4 separate regions of the Homo sapiens genome follow, and regions 1, 2 and 3 are each linked to region 4. The links are chromatin loops, found by intact Hi-C in ENCODE. Cell type or tissue: mammary epithelial cell. All regions are shown on one strand. Region 1 has its middle 13 kb from the start of MCRS1. Region 2 has its middle 6.1 kb from the start of PRPH. Region 3 overlaps TROAP (trophinin associated protein). Region 4 overlaps SPATS2 (spermatogenesis associated serine rich 2).

Region 1 (5,000 bases), 67 kb after region 4:
GGCCGGTGACAAGCTGTGTCCTGTAAACCTGGCTGTGCTGAGGGACGGTGACATGCAGCTCACAGAAGGCACTAGGGCTGTCATGGTGGCCAAGCATTTAATACAACGATTGTGGTGCTCCAGGCAGAAACACAGCCCGGAAGAAGCCTCAGAGGCAGCCAAGGAGGGATGGGAGCACTTACTCCTTAGGGAAAGCTTGACTTGGTTTCTACTGTGTGCATGGCCCTCTGAAGGTCCGGGTAGAGGGGAAGCTACAGCTGTGAGAGCAACTGGGCATCCGTCTTAAAGAGTTTCAGGTCTAGTGGGGTTGAGGACAGGCTCACCGATAATCCCAGAACAAAGGCAAGATGGACCAATGCTGGAAGAGATCCACGCACAAAGGCAGGAGAGCCCGTCCCCAGGAGAAGGGGAGGCTTAGGGAGGATTAGTGGAAGCTTCGTGGTGGAAGGGCCATCTGAGCTCATTGACTAAGCATTTTTTTTTTTTTTTTGAGACAGAGTCTCACTCTTGTCTCTCCGGCTGGAGTGCAATGATCTCGGCTCACTTGAATCTCCACTTCCCAAATTCAAGCGATTCTCCTGCCTCAGCCTCCTGAGAAGCTGGGATTACAGGTGCCTGCCACCATGCCTGACTAAGTTTTGTATTTTTTAGTAGAGACAGGGTTTCACCATGTTGGCCAGGCTGGTCTCAAACTCAATCTCAGGTGATCCACCCACCGCGGCCTCCCAAAGTGCTGGGATTACAGGCGTGAGCCACCACGTCCGGCCTTCATGACTAGGCTTTCTGAATGGGGTGGGAATTGAAACAGCTTCCAGCTGGTCTCCCTGCGCCCTGCTCCCAGTCTATGCTCATGGTTGCAGCCAGACGATGCTCTTGAATTGAAGGGCACATGATGTCACTTCTCTGCTTAGAATTCTGCAATGGCTCCCATTGCATTCCGGGTGAACAGAGGTCCTTACGGTGGCCTACAAGGCCTTGTGTGACCGGCCTCCCAGTGGCCTCTGCAACGTGGCTCCTCCCACCCTCCCACTCACCCACACCAGGTACCCCGGGCACCTTGCTGCCCCCTGAGTGTGCCAGGCAGGCTCTCACCTCAGCCTGCTCTCCCTGCCTGGCACGCCCTTCCCGCAGCTCACCTCCTCACCTGCTTCAAGTCTTCACTGAAACGTCCTGCCATGCCCTCTCTGCTTTAAATGGTAACACCCACTCCCCTGCACTCTGCTGCCTTATCCCTCTTGAAATTTGTGTTTCTCCATGGAACCTTTTACGTTCTGACATAACTGTGCATTTTACTACTTATTTTTGTTTCTTGTCTTTTCCCCCCATAGAATGTAAGCTTTGTGAAAGCAGTTTTTTGTTTGTTTGTTTGTTTTTTGAGATGGAGTCTCGCTCAGTCGCCCAGGCTGGAGTGCAGTGGCACGATCATGGCTCACACAACCTCCGCCTCCCGGGTTCATGCCATTCTCCTGCCTCAGCCTCCCGAGTAGCTGGGACTACAGGCGCCCGCCACCACGCCCGGCTAATTTTTTTTATTTTTAGTGGAGATGGGGTTTCACCATGTTAGCCAGGATGGTCTCGATTTCCTGACCTTATGATGTGCCCGCTTCGGCCTCCGAAAGTGCTGGGATTACAGGCGTGAGCCACTGCACCTGGCCATGAAAGCACTTTTTAAAAATCTGTTTTACTCACTACAGTATCCCTAACACCTAGAACACTGCCTCATGTTAGGTGCCTAATAGGTACTTGTTGAATGAATGAATGAGTAAATGAATCAATGGGGCCATGCTGCATGCTTGAGGAAGTCCATGGGAAGGGCCTCCTGGCAGAGCTCCTAAAAACTGCTGCCCAAAGGGTCATTTGCAGGGATAGATCTGTGCCATACAGAGCAGAGGACCTGCTGGGGGTAGGCGATCAAGCGAGGAGGAAGGGTCCCCAGTCCAAGGGAGAGCAGACTCCACAACCATGAGTCCTCTGCAGGATCCCCGTGTCCCAGCATGGGTCAGGAATGCCTTCTCCCTCTGCTGCACTTGCTGTCCACGCTCCACCTGCACCTTCCCAGGAACTCACCAGCTCCCCTCCTGTCAGTCTTCCCGCAGTTCCCTCCCTTCTAATTCTTGAATTCCCGGCCCCTCTCCAGGCCAGCTGAGGCCCTTAGACAAGCACTTTGCTGCCTCCTTGTGGCTTCTGCAGGAAAGGCTTCTCCTCTCTTCCAGAGAGTGAGGATACGGGGCGCCTAACAGACAGCCTGGGGGTGATGAGAGAGGAAACCGAATCTTCTTGACCAGTGGTGGCCTGAATCATTGGCAGCTGCCCGCTCACAGCACTGCTGCCTGTGGCAGTGAACTCTGTGGCAGCGCCCTGACTGGTGCACTAGCTGGACTCAGGCTTTGGTTGTTCCAGGCTGCTCAGCTCCTGGGAAAGAATGTGAGGCAGCAGTCAGACCCCAGGGCCTGCCTCAAGGGTCACTGAGGTCAGTGACTAGTGTATCCAGCCTCCACCTGCTCAGCTTCCTCCCAGCTCAGAGGCAATAAATAGTGTTTGAGGGGTGATGAAGCCACCAGCCAGCGCAGGGCCTCCCAGGGTGTGCAGAGAGCAGGGGCAGGGTGTGACACAAGAGCCAGGGCCAGGATATGTAGAACTGGAGCATGGGAGGCCACTCAGCCTCCTAATTGGCTAATTGGCTGGGATGTTACCTGCTTAAGCTAATTGCCCCCAAATGGAGGAATATTCTAGAAGGCTCCTGGGTTATCTAGTGGACCCATAACTTACAAGACTGCCTGAGAAGACTGCTTTATTTTTTACTTTACTGGGTAACTTTTTCTTTCTGGCTGCTTTCAAGTTCTCTCATCTTTGGTTTCAGGTTTGACTATGATATGCTGAGGTATGTTTTCCTTTGTATTTATCTTGCTTCAGTTCTCTGAGCTCCTTGGATCTGTGGCTTCTTGTCTTTAATTTTGGAAATTCTCAGTGATTATCTCTTCAAGTAGCTTGTTAAATATTTCTTCTCCCTTTTTCTGGGACTTTGATCACATGTGTGTGAAACCATTGGTATTGTCCCACACATCTTGGGTGTTTGGTTTGGGGGTTGCTGATTTGTTGCTTTGTTTTTACTCTCTCTGTGTTATAGTTGGCTAATTTCTATTGATCTTGCCTCAATTCACATATTTTTTTGCCTTGCTTTTGTCTAGTTGGCTGATAAACCTGCCAAAGGATTTCTATATCTCTGATGTTAAGATTTTCTTTTCTTTTCTTTTCTTTTTTTTTTTTGAGACAGAGTCTCACTCTGTCACCAGGCTGGAGTGCAGTGGCACAATCTCAACTTACTGCAACCTCCACCTCCTGGGTTCAAGCAATTTTCCTGCCTCAGCCCCCCAAGTAGCTGGGACTACAGGCACGTGCCACCATGGCCAGCTAATTTTTGTGTTTTTAGTAGAGACGGGGTTTCACCGTGTTGGCCAGGATTGTCTCGATCTCTTGACCTCATGATCCGCCCACCTTGGCCTCCCAAAGTGCTAGGATTACAGGCGTGAGCCACTGCACCCAGCAAGATTTTCATTTCTGGCATCTTCAAGTTTCCATTTCTTTTGTACAATTCCCTCTCTCTACTCAAATTCCACGTCTGTTCCTGCATGTTGCCCACCTGTTAGAGGCAGATCCTGTAACATGTTAGATGTAGCTACCTTCAAATTCCTGCCTTCAAAGCCCTCACTTGATAGTTAACAGCATCCCAGCCATACACATCTTCTCTTCTTGAGAAGGTGACTCCTCTGATCATAGAATCATGCTCATCTGTTTTCTGACTTTTCAGACCATGCATGGCTTTCCCCTCCCTGGCTCTATGCCTGGGTTGTTTTTGAAGGGGTTTTCTCCTTTCCACTGTATGCCTCTGCAGTTAGTCAAGGCCAGAGTAGACCCTTCTCCCATGTCATCTTCCACATTTGTTTTGGTTCCTCATCTGAGGCTGTGGGCCATGCAAGCAGAGCTATGGCCAGTCCCCGAATATGGCTTGAAGCAATGCTCAAAAAAATACTCCTTCCCATGCCTTGTCTTCCCTGAATTTTTTGGGGGTAGAAGCAATACATTGACCAGAAATGTCAACTTTGCTCTTAAAAAAAATTAGGCTCCTGTATAGTATCAGTGAACCTCATCACTAGAAAAACACCCGACACACACACACACACACACACTTACACATATATACACATGCATACACATACATGTATACACACATACACATTTATACACACACATACACATATACACACATGTGCACATACATACATAAATACATCCACAGCTACATAAATACATACATATATACACAAACGTATACATACACACACATATATACACAAAGATACACACACATATATATTTGTCTTCCAACCCTCTTGGCTTCACAGCTTGGCCCGTGCAGGCTTTCTTTGCCTTTAAGAAGATGAAATTGTTACCAAAGCAGGAGAAGAATGTCAGACACTCTGCATGCTTGCCAGAGAGCTCGCTAGAGGACGTGCAGAAGGTCAAAGTCCTCCATCACCAGAGCAAGTTCAGCCACCAGGCCCCTTAAGCACAGTGCCAAGAGCCTGTGAAAACATGAAACCTTTGAAAATATGGGTGCCAAAATATAAAAACAAAGAATGTATGAATAGTATGAAATCTTTATAAAACATAATATTGTCAGTTTCATTCACTGTCAAATTTAATATTCAAAATAGTCTCATTACATTTATAAAACTTGTTCAATTTCTTCTCTGTGCATTCTGATTGCTGAGATGTCACTCACAGCTAAGTACACATTAAATAACTTACTCATAGCCAGTTAATTTCTGAAGCAAGGTTATAAAAATGCTTTCTAATTATTTAGAGCGATACATTTAGTGTGAGGGCATTTTAAGATGTTAAGTATCATTGGGGTGAGGCCTCCAGAAAAGAAAGAGCCTGGGACCCGAGAGGCTGGAAACAGCCCAGGGCCAGCACAGCTGTGCTGTGCATGTGTCCTG
Region 2 (5,000 bases), 220 kb before region 4:
TACATTTTTGTTGTTCTAAGCCACCAAGTTTGTGGTAATTTGTTATGAAAGCTCCAAAAAACACCAACAAAAAATGATATAAACTTATTATTATTATTATTATTATTATTATTTTGGCATTAACTTTTTTTTTCTTGTATTTTTAGTAGAGACAGGGTTTCGCCATGTTGATCAGGCTGGTCTCCAACTCCCGACCTCAGGTGATCCGCCCACCTAGGCCTCCTAAAGTGCTGGGATTACAGGTGTGAGACACCGTGCCTGGCCTTGACCTTAACTTTTTAAAGAGTCTAGGACTAGTTGTCTTATAGAATGTCCCAACTCTGAAATTGTCTTCAGATTGACCTTTTAAAATCCTAAATCAGGGCGGAGCAAGGTGGCTCATGCCTGTAATTCCAGCACTTTGGGAGGCCGAGGCGGGCAGATCACTAGGTCAGGAGATCGAGCCCATTCTGGCCAACATGGTGAAACCCCACCTCTACTAAAAATACAAAAAAATTAGCTGTGTGTGGTGGCACGCTCCTGTAGTCCCAGCTACTCGGGAGGCTGAGGCAGGAGAATCACCTGAACCTGGGAGGCAGAGGTTGCAGTGAGCCAAGATCGCACGACTGCACTCCAGCCTGGCGACAGAGCGAGACTCCATTTCAAAAACAAAACAAAACAAAACAAAAATTATAAATCAGATTAAGTCATTCCCTGCTTCAAACCCTCTAATGGCTTTTCATTGCATTTAAAATAAACTCTTTACTCTGATTTTAAAAGCCTCGTGATCTTTGACTCCTTGCCATGCCTCTAACCTCACCTTTCCCGCTCTCTTCCCTCATCTGCCTCGCGCCAGCCTCACTGAACTTTCTGCAATTCTTCAAACATGCCAAGCTCATCCCCAGCCTTACCCTTCTGCTCGGGTGATGACTGAATACAATTCATGATTTTCAAGTCCTAGATTGCATGGAAATAGCTATAAAGAATGTTATTGGGGCAATTGAGGGAATTTGAATATGGGCTGTGTATTAGATAATACTGTTATATCAGTGTTAAATTTCTTTTTTGTTAGTTACAAAATTTTTTTACACAAATAAAGGCAAATCGATGTTAAATGTCTTCAGTGGGCTAATCCTACTGTGGTTATGTAGGAAAATGTCCTTGTTCTTTGGAGTTACATGCTAATGTATTCAGAGATTAAATATAATGATGTCTAACACTTCCAGAGGAATTGTGGCAAAACATTGACAACTGGTAAATCCAAGGGAAGGATATATTGGTGTTCATAGCAGCATTCTTTCAACTTTGTCCTGGGTTTGATTTTTTTCAAGATAAAATAGAGTAAAAGATGGACAATTTAAAGAAAAAATATCTTAATCCAGGAATACTTAAAAATCAGTAGAGCATTTGTCAATGCCCTTCTAAAGATTCAGAAGATGTGGGTAGGACCCAGGGGCCTGCCTTTTCATGGCCCGGGTGACCCTCAGGCAGCTGCCCAGGCCACACTTTGAACAGGTTCACTGAGCACTCTGCCCTTGGAGTGTGGCTTGCTGGCACAGCCCATTATTTCCCATTCTCCAGCTGAGGAGCGGCTGGCTGAAAGATCAAGCAGGCGGATGGAGACGTGATTTTACAGTGAGGGTGGAACCGGAGATTGTGGGCACAACAGAGAATGGTGAGGAGTTGCGGAAAGATTTTGTCTTCCTGCCCTGTCTTTTGGCTTCTGGAGGAACAGAGGAGGCTCCTAGAACTCAGGGAATGAATGGAATGAGGGCTCCAAACTCCTCATACCAGTGCTTCTCTGACTCTATTTTACACTCCCTTGGATAAATGTCATCTGTAAACAAACAAACAAACAAAAAAAGAAATCACAATAAGTTTTGAAGTATTCCCCAAATTCCAGTGTTCCAGGATCCTTGAGTCTTGAACTCAACATAGATGCAGACTGAACACGTCAGCACGTCATTCTGACTTCTGACCAGAAGGTGGCAGCAACATACCTCGCTTTATTTTAGGGGCCACCAACAAAGAGATTTTTTGGGTGCCTCACACGCATTCAATTGACCTAGGTCCCGCCGCAGACACCACGGACAAAAAGATCAGTACGATCTTATCGTTGCCCTCAAAGATCATATTGTCAGGGAGCGGAAAGTCAGAGGCAGACATATAAACAGATTACCAGTTACTAGCTGTGTGACCTTAGGAAAGTTACTTAACCTCGCTGTGCCTCAGTTTCTTCAACTATGAAGTGGGAATAGTAATAGTACCTATGTCATAGGGTTACTGTGAGGATTAGGAGTGATTAAATAAATGTGTTAGACCTAGCACTGTATCACTATGTGATACAGTGAGAGAAGGGATGAGCTGGCAGGGATGCCCACAGTGCTCCCTAACTGGAAGCAGTGGAGCCCCAGGTGGAGATAATGGGAAAGAGTTCCACTCTGGTAAAGCCACTCTGTCAGTGGGGACCCTGCAGCCAAACTGGGCTGGGAGAGTCTACCTTCAAAAGTGTGGTGCTGGATCCCTTCCGGCTGAGGCTCACCTTGGGTCCTGCAGGCATAGAGTGAAGAACACCAGCAGGGCCACTCAGGGCCTGATCAACCAGGACGCGCCCTTCCAGAGGAAACCACCACTAGCTCACTGTACAAGCTCAGACATGCAACTTGGTCCCTCTGAGCCTCAGGTCTTACCTAAGTGATGGGGAAATAGGACCACAGGGACCAAGGAACAGTGCTGAGTTCCACATCTGGGACATCGCAAGAGCAACTATAAAGTCAGGCAATTCAGGAGCAGCGAGGACTTGGAGCTAGGGACTCAAAAATAAAGCTGGGGGGCCAGGCATGGTGGCTCACGATTGTAATCCCAGCACTTTGGGAGGCCGAGGTGGGTGGATTGCCTGAGCTCAGTAGTCTGAGATCAGCCTGGGCAACATGGTGAAACCCCCTCTCTACCAAAAGTAGAAAAAAATTAGCCAGGCGTGGTGGTGCGCTCCTGCAACCCCAGCTACTCAAGGACTGAGGCAGGAGGATCGTTTGAGCCTGGGAGGCGGAAGTTGTAGTGAGCTGAGACTGCACCACTGCATTCCAACCTGGGTGACAGAGTGAGATCCTTCTCAAAAAATAAAAATAAAATAGGCCGGGGGCTGTGGTTCATGCCTGTAATCCCAGCACTTTGGGAGGCCAAGGCGGACAGATCACGAGGCCAAGAGATGGAGACCATCCTGGCCAACATGGTGAAACCCATCTCTACTAAAAATACAAAAATTAGCTGGGTGTGGTGGCGTGCCCAGGATGTAGTCCCAGCTACTTGGGAGGCTGAGGCAGGAGAATCGCTTGAACCCCGGAGGCGAAGTTTGCAGTGAGGCAAGATCGCACCACTGTACTGCAGCCCGGTGACAAAGCGAGACTCCGTCTCAAAAAATAATAGTAGTAACAATAATAATAATAATTAATAATAATAATAATAAAATAAATAAATACATAAAAATAAAATAAAGCTGGGAAGACAAAGGAATCCTGGAGAGGACCCTGGACTTCACCTAGGATGTGGAGTGGAGGTTTAGTTTTTTAATTTTTATTTTGTTTTGTTAAATTTTTTAATTTTTATTTTTGAGACGGAGTCTTGCTCTGTCGTCCAGGCTGGAGTGCAGTGGCGCAATCTCGGCTCACTGCAAGCTCCGCCTCCCGGGTTCACGCCATTCTCCTGCCTCAGCCTCCTGAGTAGCTGGGACTACAGGCGCTCGCCACCATGCCGGTTTACTTTTTTGTATTTTTAGTAGAGACGGGGTTTCACCGTGTTAGCCAGGATGGTCTCGATCTGACCTCATGATCTGCCCGCCTCGGCCTCCCAACGTGCTGGGATTACAGGCGTGAGCCACAGCGCCTGGCTGGTTATTTATTTATTTATTTTGAGATAGGATCTCAGTCACTGGGGCTGGAGTACAGTGGTGTAGTCACAGTTCACAGCAGCCTTGACCTCCTGGGCTCAGGTGAGCCTCCCACCTCAGCCTTCCAAGTAGCTGGGACTACAGGTGTATGCCACCATGCCTGGCTAATTTTTGTGTGTTTTGTAGAGATGGGGTTTCTCCATGTTGCCCAGGACTGGTCTTGAACTTCTAGGATCAAGCGATCTGCCTGCTTTGGCCTCCCAAAGTGCTGGGATTACAGGTGCGAGCCACTTCGCCTGGCCTGGAGTGGAGGTTTGTGTCAATCCTAGACCCGGAGAGGCAGAGACCCCAGCTGACAGATGCAAGTATTAGGGATGTGCTGAAGCAGAGGGTAAGGCTGGGAGGAGCTTAGCATGTCTTTTTTTTTTTTTTTTTTTTTTTTTTTTGAGACAGAGTCTCACTCTGTCGCCCAGGCTGGAGTGAAGTGGCGCGATCTTGGCTCACTGCAACCTCTGCCTCCCGGGTTCAATAGATTCTCCTTCCTCAGCCTCCCAAGTAGCTGGGATTACCGGCGTATGCTACCACGCCCGGCTAATTTGTTTGTTTGTTTTTTGAGATGGAGTCTCGCTCTGTCACCCAGGCTGGAGTGCAGTGGCGCGATCTCCGCTCACTGCAAGCTCCACCTCCTGGGTTCACACCATTCTCCTGCCTCAGCCTCTCCAGTAGCTGGGACTACAGGTGCCCGCCACCACGCCCGGCTAATTTTTTGTATTTTTAGTAGAGACAGGGTTTCACCATGTTAGCCAGGATGGTCTTGATCTCCTGACCTTGTGATCCGCCCGCCTCAGCCTCCCAAAGTGCTGGGATTACAGGCGTAAACCACTGTGCTCCACTGGCATGTCTTTGTTCTATGACTGTTCTTTGGCCAGCCATGGATCTCTTTACTCTCCCAATCTCCCACTCTCTCTTGCCTACATGCCCTCCTAATCCAGCTTTGAGCCCGTGGCCTGACATTTAATAGCACTCTTGGCCAGGCGTGGTGGCTCACGCCTGTAATCCCAGCTCTTTGGGAGGCCGAGGCAGGCGGACCATTTGAGATCAGGAGTTCGAGACCAGCTTGACCTACATAATGAAA
Region 3 (5,000 bases), 180 kb before region 4:
GGATTGCTTGAGCTCAGATCTTTGAGACCAGCCTGGGCAACATAGTGAGACCCTGTCTCCACTAAAATTTTAAAAATTAGAAAGTGCTCTCTGGAAAAGCTGCCTAACTCTCACTGCTTCTCTGCTGCCCCTCCTAATGTACATCTAGGGCCTCTCAGTTAGGGGCTTCAATCCATTCCTCATGAGGGTGGGACTCAGGCTGGTCTTTCTCCTGCCCCAGCCTGGCTTGCTTGTGTGCCTTGTTCCTTGGTGACAGGAGCAGGTTGCCGTCCGGTTGTTTGACCAGGAGAGTTGTATAAGGTCACTGGAGGGTTCTGGGAAACCACCGGTGGCCACTCCTTCTGGACCCCACTCTAACAGAACCCCCAGCCTCCAGGAGGTGAAGATTCAAGTGAGTCTGTGTGGCCAACAGCTTTGATGTCTATTGAACAGTGACTGGGCTGAGGAAGAGGGAAAAGAGATGGGGGATCAGGAATAGGACAGTGTGGGTAGACTACTGAACGCACATCTTGATGTCACACTGGGGTGCTCTCTCCCACCACAGCGCATCGGTATCCTGCAACAGCTGTTGAGACAGGAAGTAGAGGGGCTGGTAGGGGGCCAGTGTGTCCCTCTTAATGGAGGCTCTTCTCTGGATATGGTTGAACTTCAGCCCCTGCTGACTGAGATTTCTAGAACTCTGAATGCCACAGAGCATAACTCTGGGACTTCCCACCTTCCTGGACTGTTAAAACACTCAGGGCTGCCAAAGCCCTGTCTTCCAGAGGAGTGCGGGGAACCACAGCCCTGCCCTCCGGCAGAGCCTGGGCCCCCAGAGGCCTTCTGTAGGAGTGAGCCTGAGATACCAGAGCCCTCCCTCCAGGAACAGCTTGAAGTACCAGAGCCCTACCCTCCAGCAGAACCCAGGCCCCTAGAGTCCTGCTGTAGGAGTGAGCCTGAGATACCGGAGTCCTCTCGCCAGGAACAGCTTGAGGTACCTGAGCCCTGCCCTCCAGCAGAACCCAGGCCCCTAGAGTCCTACTGTAGGATTGAGCCTGAGATACCGGAGTCCTCTCGCCAGGAACAGCTTGAGGTACCTGAGCCCTGCCCTCCAGCAGAACCCGGGCCCCTTCAGCCCAGCACCCAGGGGCAGTCTGGACCCCCAGGGCCCTGCCCTAGGGTAGAGCTGGGGGCATCAGAGCCCTGCACCCTGGAACATAGAAGTCTAGAGTCCAGTCTACCACCCTGCTGCAGTCAGTGGGCTCCAGCAACCACCAGCCTGATCTTCTCTTCCCAACACCCGCTTTGTGCCAGCCCCCCTATCTGCTCACTCCAGTCTTTGAGACCCCCAGCAGGCCAGGCAGGTAAGGAGTTGGCTGGGAAGGAGTGTGAACACAAGAGGTCCTCACCTCACTGTGAGCTGCACACCTGCCCTGCCCCTACCCCAGGCAATCTCATGCTTCCACACCTTCCACCCTGGCCCAGCCTGGCTCTCCCTCAGGAAGAGGGGAGGGGCTGCACTTCCAGCCCTGTGCTCCTAATTGGCTTGGCCGTTGGTGGGGGAGGAGGAGAGGACAGTACATGGTGGAAGTATAGGACCCCAGACCTCCCTCTAAATTTTCCATGCCCCTCAGGCCTCAGCAATCTGGCCCCTCGAACCCTAGCCCTGAGGGAGCGCCTCAAATCGTGTTTAACCGCCATCCACTGCTTCCACGAGGCTCGTCTGGACGATGAGTGTGCCTTTTACACCAGCCGAGCCCCTCCCTCAGGCCCCACCCGGGTCTGCACCAACCCTGTGGCTACATTACTCGAATGGCAGGATGCCCTGGTGAGACTCCAACCCACAGCCCAGCTGTGGCTGCACAGTGAGCCTGATGGGAGGTGGGGAACAGGGACAGGGGGCCACCTGGGCTTCTTCACAGAGAGGTCAGCAGGAAGGCTTGGCTACAGTGCAAGGTTGGCTGAGCTGTGACAAGGTCTTCTCTGTCTCCAGTGTTTCATTCCAGTTGGTTCTGCTGCCCCCCAGGGCTCTCCATGATGAGACAACCACTCCTGCCCTGCCGTACTTCTTCCTTTTAGCCCTTATTTATTGTCGGTCTGCCCATGGGACTGGGAGCCGCCCACTTTTGTCCTCAATAAAGTTTCTAAAGTATCCACGTGTCTAGCTAAGTGTCCAAACAGGCCAGCTACTGCTGTCACTCTCCCACTGCCCACAGGATGGCAGTGTCCTCCAGCTCAGAGGCCAGCCCTGGGCTCTTGGGATCCCCCAGGCTCCCATCCAGAAGCCGTCCTGAATCCTGAAAGGGAAGGAGGAAACCCACTCCTGCCTAGCCCACCCCCTTGCAAGCTCTGAGCCTCCCACTCCTGCCAAGCCCACTCCCTCGCAAGCTCTGTAAATATGTTGGCGGGCAATTGGAACCCCTGTTCCCCTTGCTTTTTGAGATCAGTCTCACTTAGCTTGCAGGAGCCCTAGACGACTCCTTCACCCCCTAGAGCTCCTCTTCTAGAACTCTCTGCGTGCATTGGGCAGAAAAGCAGAAGCACCAGACCCAGACCTTTGGACTCTTCCCTTATTAGGCTGGTGTCTCCCTCCACCTACAGCGTGAGGCCCCAAAGCTCTCCTGAAACAGACCATCCTTCTTCCTCCCCATAGCAGAGTAGAAGCACACACACACCCCTTTTCTGCCAGAGGCAGGCCTTGCCTGGAATTAACTAAAACTTTGCCTCTGGCAGGGACTGACAGCACGGTAGGAGCTCTTTAGAGGAATGAGGGAAAGGGTCCGCCACTTTCCCCCCAGTCTATGCACCAAGTTAAGCAGCCACACACAATCCCCCAACCTCACTTTATTAGAAGAGGCAGCAGCAGCTGTAGCCCCAGGGCCTAGTCCGGATAGGGGGGAATGGGGACTGTACAGAATGCGTTTTAAATGCCAGGAAAGAATTCACTGGTTCCTCCAGTTCACAGGAAGGCTGCCAAGGCTGGAGCCTGAGCCTGAAAGTGGAGACGAGGGGACGAGAGGGTGGCGAGAGAAAGTTGTGACGGAGAACCTGCACTACCCTGTTTTAATGTCTTCTCTTGCCTAAATGGGCTCCTCCTGTTTCTGTTATTTCCCTCGCAAGCTGCGGGGGCTTCCCTCCGGCTTTCTGGGCCTCTGAGTCCCGCTATTAAAACTGCTCCCCATCTCTGTACAAAAGAGAAAGCCACGACCTCTGCCCCTATGGGGTCCAGCGCGCACTTGGGTGCGGGTGATCCCTCCGGAAGTCGCTCTGCTCCTCTGGCCGGGTCTCCTCCTCTTCCCGGCCACTTATACCCTTGAGCACCAAGAGTTCGCCCATTTAGGCCGCCTCCGGGAACGGAAGGGTCCACCCCACCGCCAGGCTCTCAAAGGGTGGGGTGGCGCCTCGGGTGGGGCGGGCAGGAGGTGGGTGAGGACGGGAGAGAAGGGGCGAGCGGGGGCACGGGGCGGGGCCGGCTCAGTCGGGGTAGATGATGAAGCCGGAGAAGGTGCTGTACTTGTTGGTGTTGCCGCCGTGCACTTTCCCGCCGTCCAGCTTGATGAAGACCTCGTCGCCCACGTCCAGGTGCAGAATGACGCTGTTGCTGGCGTAGTCGTAGTTCTGGTCCGCGTCCTGAGCAATGGCGCTGGCCCGGACCTATCGAGGGAGAAGAACCTGCTCATGCTCTGTGTGGAGCTGGGGTGACGAGAGGGGTCGGGGCGGCTGGGCGTGCGAAGGCGGCCGGGCAGCCGCCGCAGGGGCTGGGGAGGACCAGGGAGGAGGGTAGGACATCACGGAGTTGCTCCAGCTCTGCCATTCACTAGCTGTGTGACGCGGAGCAAATACCACGCCTTTTCTGGACCTCGAGTTGATTTATAAAGTGAGGGACAATAATAGAACCCACCTCATAGGGTGTTAAGATTAAGTGAATTACTACATGTGAAGTGTGTTCAGAAGAGTGGTTTGCTTTTTTTTTTTTTTTTGAGATGGAGTTTCATTCTTTTTGCCCAGGCTAGAGTGCAATGGCACGATCTCGGCTTACTGCAACCTCCCGGGTTCAAGCGATTCTCCTGCCTCAGCCTCCCTAGTAGCTGGGATTACAGACGCCTACTACCACGCCCAGCTAATTTTTTCTATTTTTAGTAGGGACGGGGTTTCACTGTGTTGGCCAGGCTGGTCTCGAACTCCTGATCTCAGGTGATCCACCCACCTCAGCCTCTCAAAGTGCTGAGATTACAGGCGTGAGCCACCGCGCCTGGCTCAGTGGTTTCCATTCTTAAATTATTTTTAATGCATTTTCAAATTACTATTCTCATTTTAAAAATAAAATTTGTCGGCCAGGCGCGGTGGCTCATACCTGTAATCCCAGCACTTTGGGAGGCCGAGGCCGGCAGATCATCTGAGATCGGGAGTTCGAGACCGGCCTGACTAACATGGAGAAACCCCGTCTCTACTAAAAATACAAAATTAGCTGGGCGTGGTGGTACATGCCTGTAATCCCAGCTACCCGGGAGGCCGAGGTCGGAGAATCGCTTGAACCCAGGAGGCAGAGGTTGCCGTGAGCCGAGATAGCGCCATTGCACTCCAGCCTCGGCAACAAGAGCGAAACTGTCTCAAAAAATAAATAAAATAAAATAAAATTTTGCCTATAGGATAATTTCTAAAATTCTGAACCGGCTGGGACCTCCTGTCAGTCCTCATGGAGGGTTGGCTTCCCCAGTGGTGGGGCATAGGTGTGCCTGTGCGTGTGCATAGGGTGCGGGCCATGATAAGGTGCACTGTTGCGCTCTCGCCTGTGGGCGCGGATTTCCCGACCAAGCACCCACTGGTGCCCAGGCGTGGGGGGTCGTCTTCTGCCAGAACAGGGAGCACTTCCTCCCCTCCGGGCTCATGGCGGTCGCTTCGGGCCTTCAGCCCCCCTCTTCTAGAGAGTCCCACAGGGGCTGGTTATTAACTCATTAATTATTCATCATTATTCTAATCACTATTTACCGTCCCCAGGGCCGCAGCGCCCGCACTGAAGA
Region 4 (5,000 bases):
TGGCATATTTCCATTCAAGAAAGCCTTGAGAGAAGCTTAGTACCCTGAGGTATTGGAGTGAGCAAGGTAATAGAGAGTCTGAATGAGCCTTTCATCACTCTCTGGGAGGACTCATTGCTTGCCTTTCTGGCATCTAAAAACCATTACCTCACACCACAGGTACTTTTGAACCTCTTGGCCACACATACATACTGGAACCATTGTTTAGCTCAGAAACAGATGGAAAACTTTAGCTTAAGTTTCTGTGTTAAAAGTTGTGTTACAATAGATTATTGTTTTTAATTGTAAAAAATGCCTATGTTGTTATCCTTACACCTAACCTACTTTCCACTTTGAACTTGTCCCACCTTCTCCATTTATTTTGTGATGCCAACATTTCACTAACTTTTTATTATTAAAACTTTCAGATATATAGAAAAGTTGAAAGGATGGTATAATGACAGTGTATTTGCTGTGTGTGTGTATAATATTTTGGTGGAACCATTTGGAATTTGCAGATGTAGATGACATGTCACCCCTAAATGCTTTAGCATAAATAACCTAAAAATAGGTCATTCTTCTATACAACTATAATGCCATTATATAATTTACTTTTTTGATGTGCTTTTAATAAGAAATTTACTATTAAATTTTGACATTCATTTTTGTATTTTAAAGATGTAAAAATTTTAATGGAGAATTATAAGTGCTGATCAACCTTTTCTCTGAGAAATATATCAGCATCAGTTAACTAGTAGATTCTCTTGTTTAACCCTGGGCTGACATCATAGGACTTTTCACTAGATGTTATCAATAGATGGCAACATGACAAACAACAAACAAAAAGAAACAGAAGTTCTTACTGCTTTTCATTGTTTTTTGGCATGAAAACATAAGCTAATATATGTATTTTAATTTTAATTTTTGTGGGTACATGGTAGCTGGATATATTATAAGCTAGTTTTTTTTTAATGGAGGGGTTATATGGTTGTCCATGCACAGTCCTATGAATTTCTTGTGATCACCGAGTTAATCAAAAACAAAGTTTATTTAAATGAACACTAGTGATTCTCACAGGGAAAAAAAAATGCTATCAGAATGTACTAGCACAAATTTCCACAAAAAAGCCTGATTGTGTTGATGCAGACCTTGCTAAAAGTGTCATCTGACATTCTACTTCTCATAATAGATTGTAAGCTGCAAAAGGCTTACTTGTTTGCTGTAGTCTTTTAATAAATATTTTACAAGCTTTGTCAGAGAAAAAGGATTTGTCATCTGATGGACACAGCGTCTGCATCTTAAGGTGATTTGGCAACATAAGAGAGGTAATGTCAAACTGTAGGCCTGGCAGCTCCTGTCTCAGTTGTGCTTTTGTTTTGTCTTTTAGGTATTCCAATGCTGCTAGAGTTCTTGGAGCAAAATATTGCCAAGGTTTGGGAAATGCTTTCTTAGCAAAGTATTGCTACCCCACAATAATTGTATCTTCTCTCCAGTTTGATGCTTTTGGATTAATATGTCAACCAAATTTGTTTAGTTACAAGTCTGTTTATTAACATCATGCGTAACGATTATCAAACCTATGTTCTCTGGCACTTCCCTATAAAAGATTTGCTCCTTGAGGAAATGACCCTGCCTTAGACATTTTTGTATGTCTCACACTATAGTCTCCACATTAACTACTTTGTGCTAACATAACTATGTATTGAGCTAAATTGAATTAGAGCGAGAGAGAAAGAGTGTGTGTGTGTGTGTGTGTGTGTGTTTGAGTGTGATTACAACCAGAAACAAGAGTGGAACTTTTATTTACCCTGTAGTTATATTCCCCTTCAAAAGGAGAAATCAGAATGAACTCCAAATTTGAAGAAAGTTGGAACATTGCATGTTTGTGCAAGTATTAACATTCTAGATTTTTTTTTCTTTTTGCCACCACAAAGCAAAACCGATATGGTAAGGAAAATTATTTTCATCCAGAGGTTGAATACTAGGGTACTACTGTCTCCTTATACATTGAAGGCTGTGGGCTCTTTTATAACAACATGGAAAAGCTTTATGTGCCTATAAACCATTTATATTTGCAGTGGAAAAAATTCTAATTGCCTATTTAATGTTCTTTTTCTGTAAAAAGCCTACCAGAAATCTGTAATTCCATCCTTCCTAGTTACTATTATGTGTTTCTCAGAAACTAGCACACTATATGTCTATCTTTTGACTACTTTGCATTCTAAGTACTAAAATGTAAGTGGACTTGGTGCAACCATGGTCAGCTGTTGAAGACATACAAGTCCTAATCATGGATAAATTTACTATGCCCTAGTGGGGATATTGCTTGGTAAAAATTAATTAGATGCAAGGCCATCAAATTTTATAGACCAAAATATAAATATAAAAAGTATGAGTACAGGCCGGGCGCGGTGGCTCACACCTGTAATCCCAGCACTTTGGGAGGCCGAGGCGGGCGGATCACGAGGTCAGGAGATCGAGACCATTCTGGCTGACACGGTGAAACCCCATCTCTACTAAAAATACAAAAAAAATAGACGAGCGTGGTGGCGGGCGCCTGTAGTCCAAGCTACTCGGGAGGCTGAGGCAGGAGAATGGCGTGAACCCGGAAGGCGGAGCTTGCAGTGAGCCAAGATCGCGCCACTGCACTCCAGCCTAGGAGACAGCGAGACTCCGTCTCAAAAAAAAAAAAAAAAGTATGTGAGTACATACATGGTTAAGTAAGTAATTTCCACACGGACTTTTGCTTTAGCACAGCTTACTAAAAAATGTGTTTTGTAGCTTGCTACTGCCATCTGCTGGTTCTCAACTCTTAGACGTCTACAATTGGTGTACTGCTGCAATGTACCAATATTGCAATATAAAAGGGAATTGGGTCTATTTATTTTATTTATGGGAAAATCTTAAAATATTCTTTGTTGAGAGTAAGACATCAGAATTTGTATGTGATCCATACAATATTATTTTTTAGTATGCTTTTAGCAAACAAACTCACTGGTCTTTCTTTACTATTAATAATGTGCTAATTTTGTATTTGAGTTTCTGATCAAACTTTTTATTCCTTTGTCATCTTTTCCTAGTTTAATGGATCGAGAAGTGGCGTTGCTTGCTGAAATGGACAAAGTGAAAGCTGAAGCAAGTAAGATGATTGATCTTTAATTAAAGCTATTACCTTCATAAATAGTAGGTACCTACTTCCCAACCCTTATAACAAAAGTTCCATATAAATACCATAATAAGAGTTTATATATTTAAATAATCTTAAGCAGTTGCACTGTACTGGCATATGAATCCTTTCAGGTGAAATAACTTTAAAGAGCCTGTTTTAAAAATATTTCCAAATCTTAATATTTTGAATGCAGAGTTCAGTGTATAAGAGACTGCATCACGGTATCTGCCACCAGGTTTTTATTTTATTTTGTTTCTTCCTCTAGTGTTTAAGCAATTCCACTGGGATTTTTTCTACTTGGAAAAAAACCTTTAGCATAATCAGAGAAGACTTCATTAGGTTGCCTACGATTGTATGTGTATACTCCTATCATTACCTATCTCAGAACTTTCTTTGTTTTCTCAGTTTATAGAACAGTCTTCACTCAGTGTCTGTTATCAATGGGTAGGGGAAAAGTTAGAGAATTGAGGGTTCAAGATACCAGGTTTCTTGAAAGCTTACTAAAATAGATTCTGGAGGAATGAAGTCTAACTTTGGTGATTTGTGGGGTTTTGTACAGAAAAAACAGATACCTATTTTTTGATCATTTCTGTTAAGTGTTAGGTTAAACATACACAGCTACACGAAGACAAGGGAATACCAACTGCAACTTGTACAATGGCATTGATTTGAGGCATTTCGGTGGCAGGTTTTATCTTCCTGCATTGAACGCCAGATTAATTATTAGGAAAGTTGTTTATTTTAACCCACCCCCAAACTGGTAAGAATAGAAATGCTGGGCTAGGTCGAGATCATGACTCACAGTTAAATCACTTGTGTGTGTGGTCACGGGCCAGAGGATGCAGCTTTGAAGCACTGAAATGACTTCAGCTTTGGTCCATTTTAACTTGAAAATTTGAGAATGTAGCAGAGATGCCTTCCACTGTTTTTCAGAGGTGAGATTTCATTACATTGAGCAATATATTTTGAGTTTCTAAATTTGACATTTCAGTCCATTATTTTATCTGTATATTCTCTTTTTGAAAATGGAAATGCAGATAAACTAAAACCACTAAGAAGACATATTTCTTAGTTTTGAGAAGAAGGTCCTTTTAGGCCAGGCGTGGTGGCTCACGCATATAATCCCAGCACTTTGGGCGGATCACCTGAGCCCAGGAGTTTGAGACCAGCCTAGGCAACATAGTGAAACCTCGTCTCTACAAAAAATAAGAAATAAGGCTGGGCGCAGTGGCTCATGCCTGTAATTCCAGCACTTTGGGAGGCTGAGGCGGGCAGATCACGAGGTCAGGAGATCGAGGCCATCCTGGCCAACATGATAAAACCCCGTCTCTACTAAAAATACAAAAATTAGCTGGGCATGGTGGCACACGCCTGTAGTCCCAGCTACTCGGGAGGCTGAGGCAGGAGAATCACTTGAACCCAGGGGGCAGAGGTTGCAGTGAGCCGAGATTGCGCCACTGCACTCCAGCCTGGCAACAGAGCAAGACTCCATCTCAAAAAAAAAAAAAAAAAAAAAAAAAAAAATATATATATATATATATATATATATATATATATATATATATAAATCAGGCATGGGGTCATGTGCTACATGTAGTCCTAGTTAGTTGAGAGGCTGAGGTGGAAGGATCACTTGAGCCCAGGAGGTCGAGGCTGCAGTGAGCTGTGATTGCACCACTGTACTCCAGCCTGGGCGATAGAGCAAGACCCTGTCTTGAAATTAAAAAAAAAGAAGGTGCTTTTAAGAATATTAATACATCTTTTATATTAATAGAAAATTTTGGCCGGGTGCAGTGGGTCACGCCTGTAATCCCAGCACTCTGGGAGGCCGAGGCGGGCTGATCACGAGGTC

What was found. Hi-C counts contacts between places; a loop is a spot of excess contacts. Peaks named below come from ENCODE experiments on the same cell type or tissue, not always from the same donor. Only the 100,000 strongest peaks of a DNase experiment are listed, where the experiment ranks them.
Region 1: it touches region 4 in a loop (7-fold over the local background); 8 of 110 quality-filtered maps call a loop at or near these places.
Region 2: a loop joins it to region 4, with 11 times the contacts of the local background. A loop is called at or near these places in 38 of 110 quality-filtered maps.
Region 3: it touches region 4 in a loop (12-fold over the local background); 20 of 110 quality-filtered maps call a loop at or near these places.

The regions. Positions count from the first base shown.
Region 1 is chr12:49,578,527-49,583,526 of GRCh38, forward strand. It overlaps a transcript of FAM186B not described here. Among named protein-coding and RNA genes, the nearest start is that of MCRS1, 13 kb to the left of the region's middle. RefSeq lists enhancers at 3,730-3,779, 3,880-3,929. In mammary epithelial cell, a CTCF peak has its summit at 2,181 (motif pointing left); a DNase peak (open chromatin) is centred at 2,185.
Region 2 is chr12:49,286,548-49,291,547 of GRCh38, forward strand. No RefSeq gene overlaps it. Among named protein-coding and RNA genes, the nearest start is that of PRPH, 6.1 kb to the right of the region's middle. In mammary epithelial cell, a CTCF peak has its summit at 1,961 (motif pointing right); a DNase peak (open chromatin) is centred at 2,594.
Region 3 is chr12:49,329,601-49,334,600 of GRCh38, forward strand. TROAP (trophinin associated protein) reads left to right here. Exons shown (of 15, transcript NM_005480.4): 12 at 257-391; 13 at 545-1,343; 14 at 1,614-1,807; 15 at 1,973-2,131. The coding sequence ends at 2,017. It overlaps C1QL4 (complement C1q like 4), which reads right to left. Exons shown (of 2, transcript NM_001008223.2): 2 at 2,809-3,633. The coding sequence ends at 3,454. Among named protein-coding and RNA genes, the nearest start is that of C1QL4, 5.1 kb to the right of the region's middle. RefSeq lists an enhancer at 870-1,371. In mammary epithelial cell, a CTCF peak has its summit at 2,199 (motif pointing right); no DNase peak of the experiment used is centred here; H3K27me3 peaks cover 272 bases.
Region 4 is chr12:49,511,496-49,516,495 of GRCh38, forward strand. SPATS2 (spermatogenesis associated serine rich 2) reads left to right here. Exons shown (of 14, transcript NM_023071.4): 10 at 3,060-3,118. Among named protein-coding and RNA genes, the nearest start is that of KCNH3, 25 kb to the right of the region's middle. RefSeq lists a silencer at 2,332-2,510. In mammary epithelial cell, a CTCF peak has its summit at 2,789 (motif pointing left); DNase peaks (open chromatin) are centred at 116, 2,746 and 3,966; H3K27ac peaks cover 423 bases.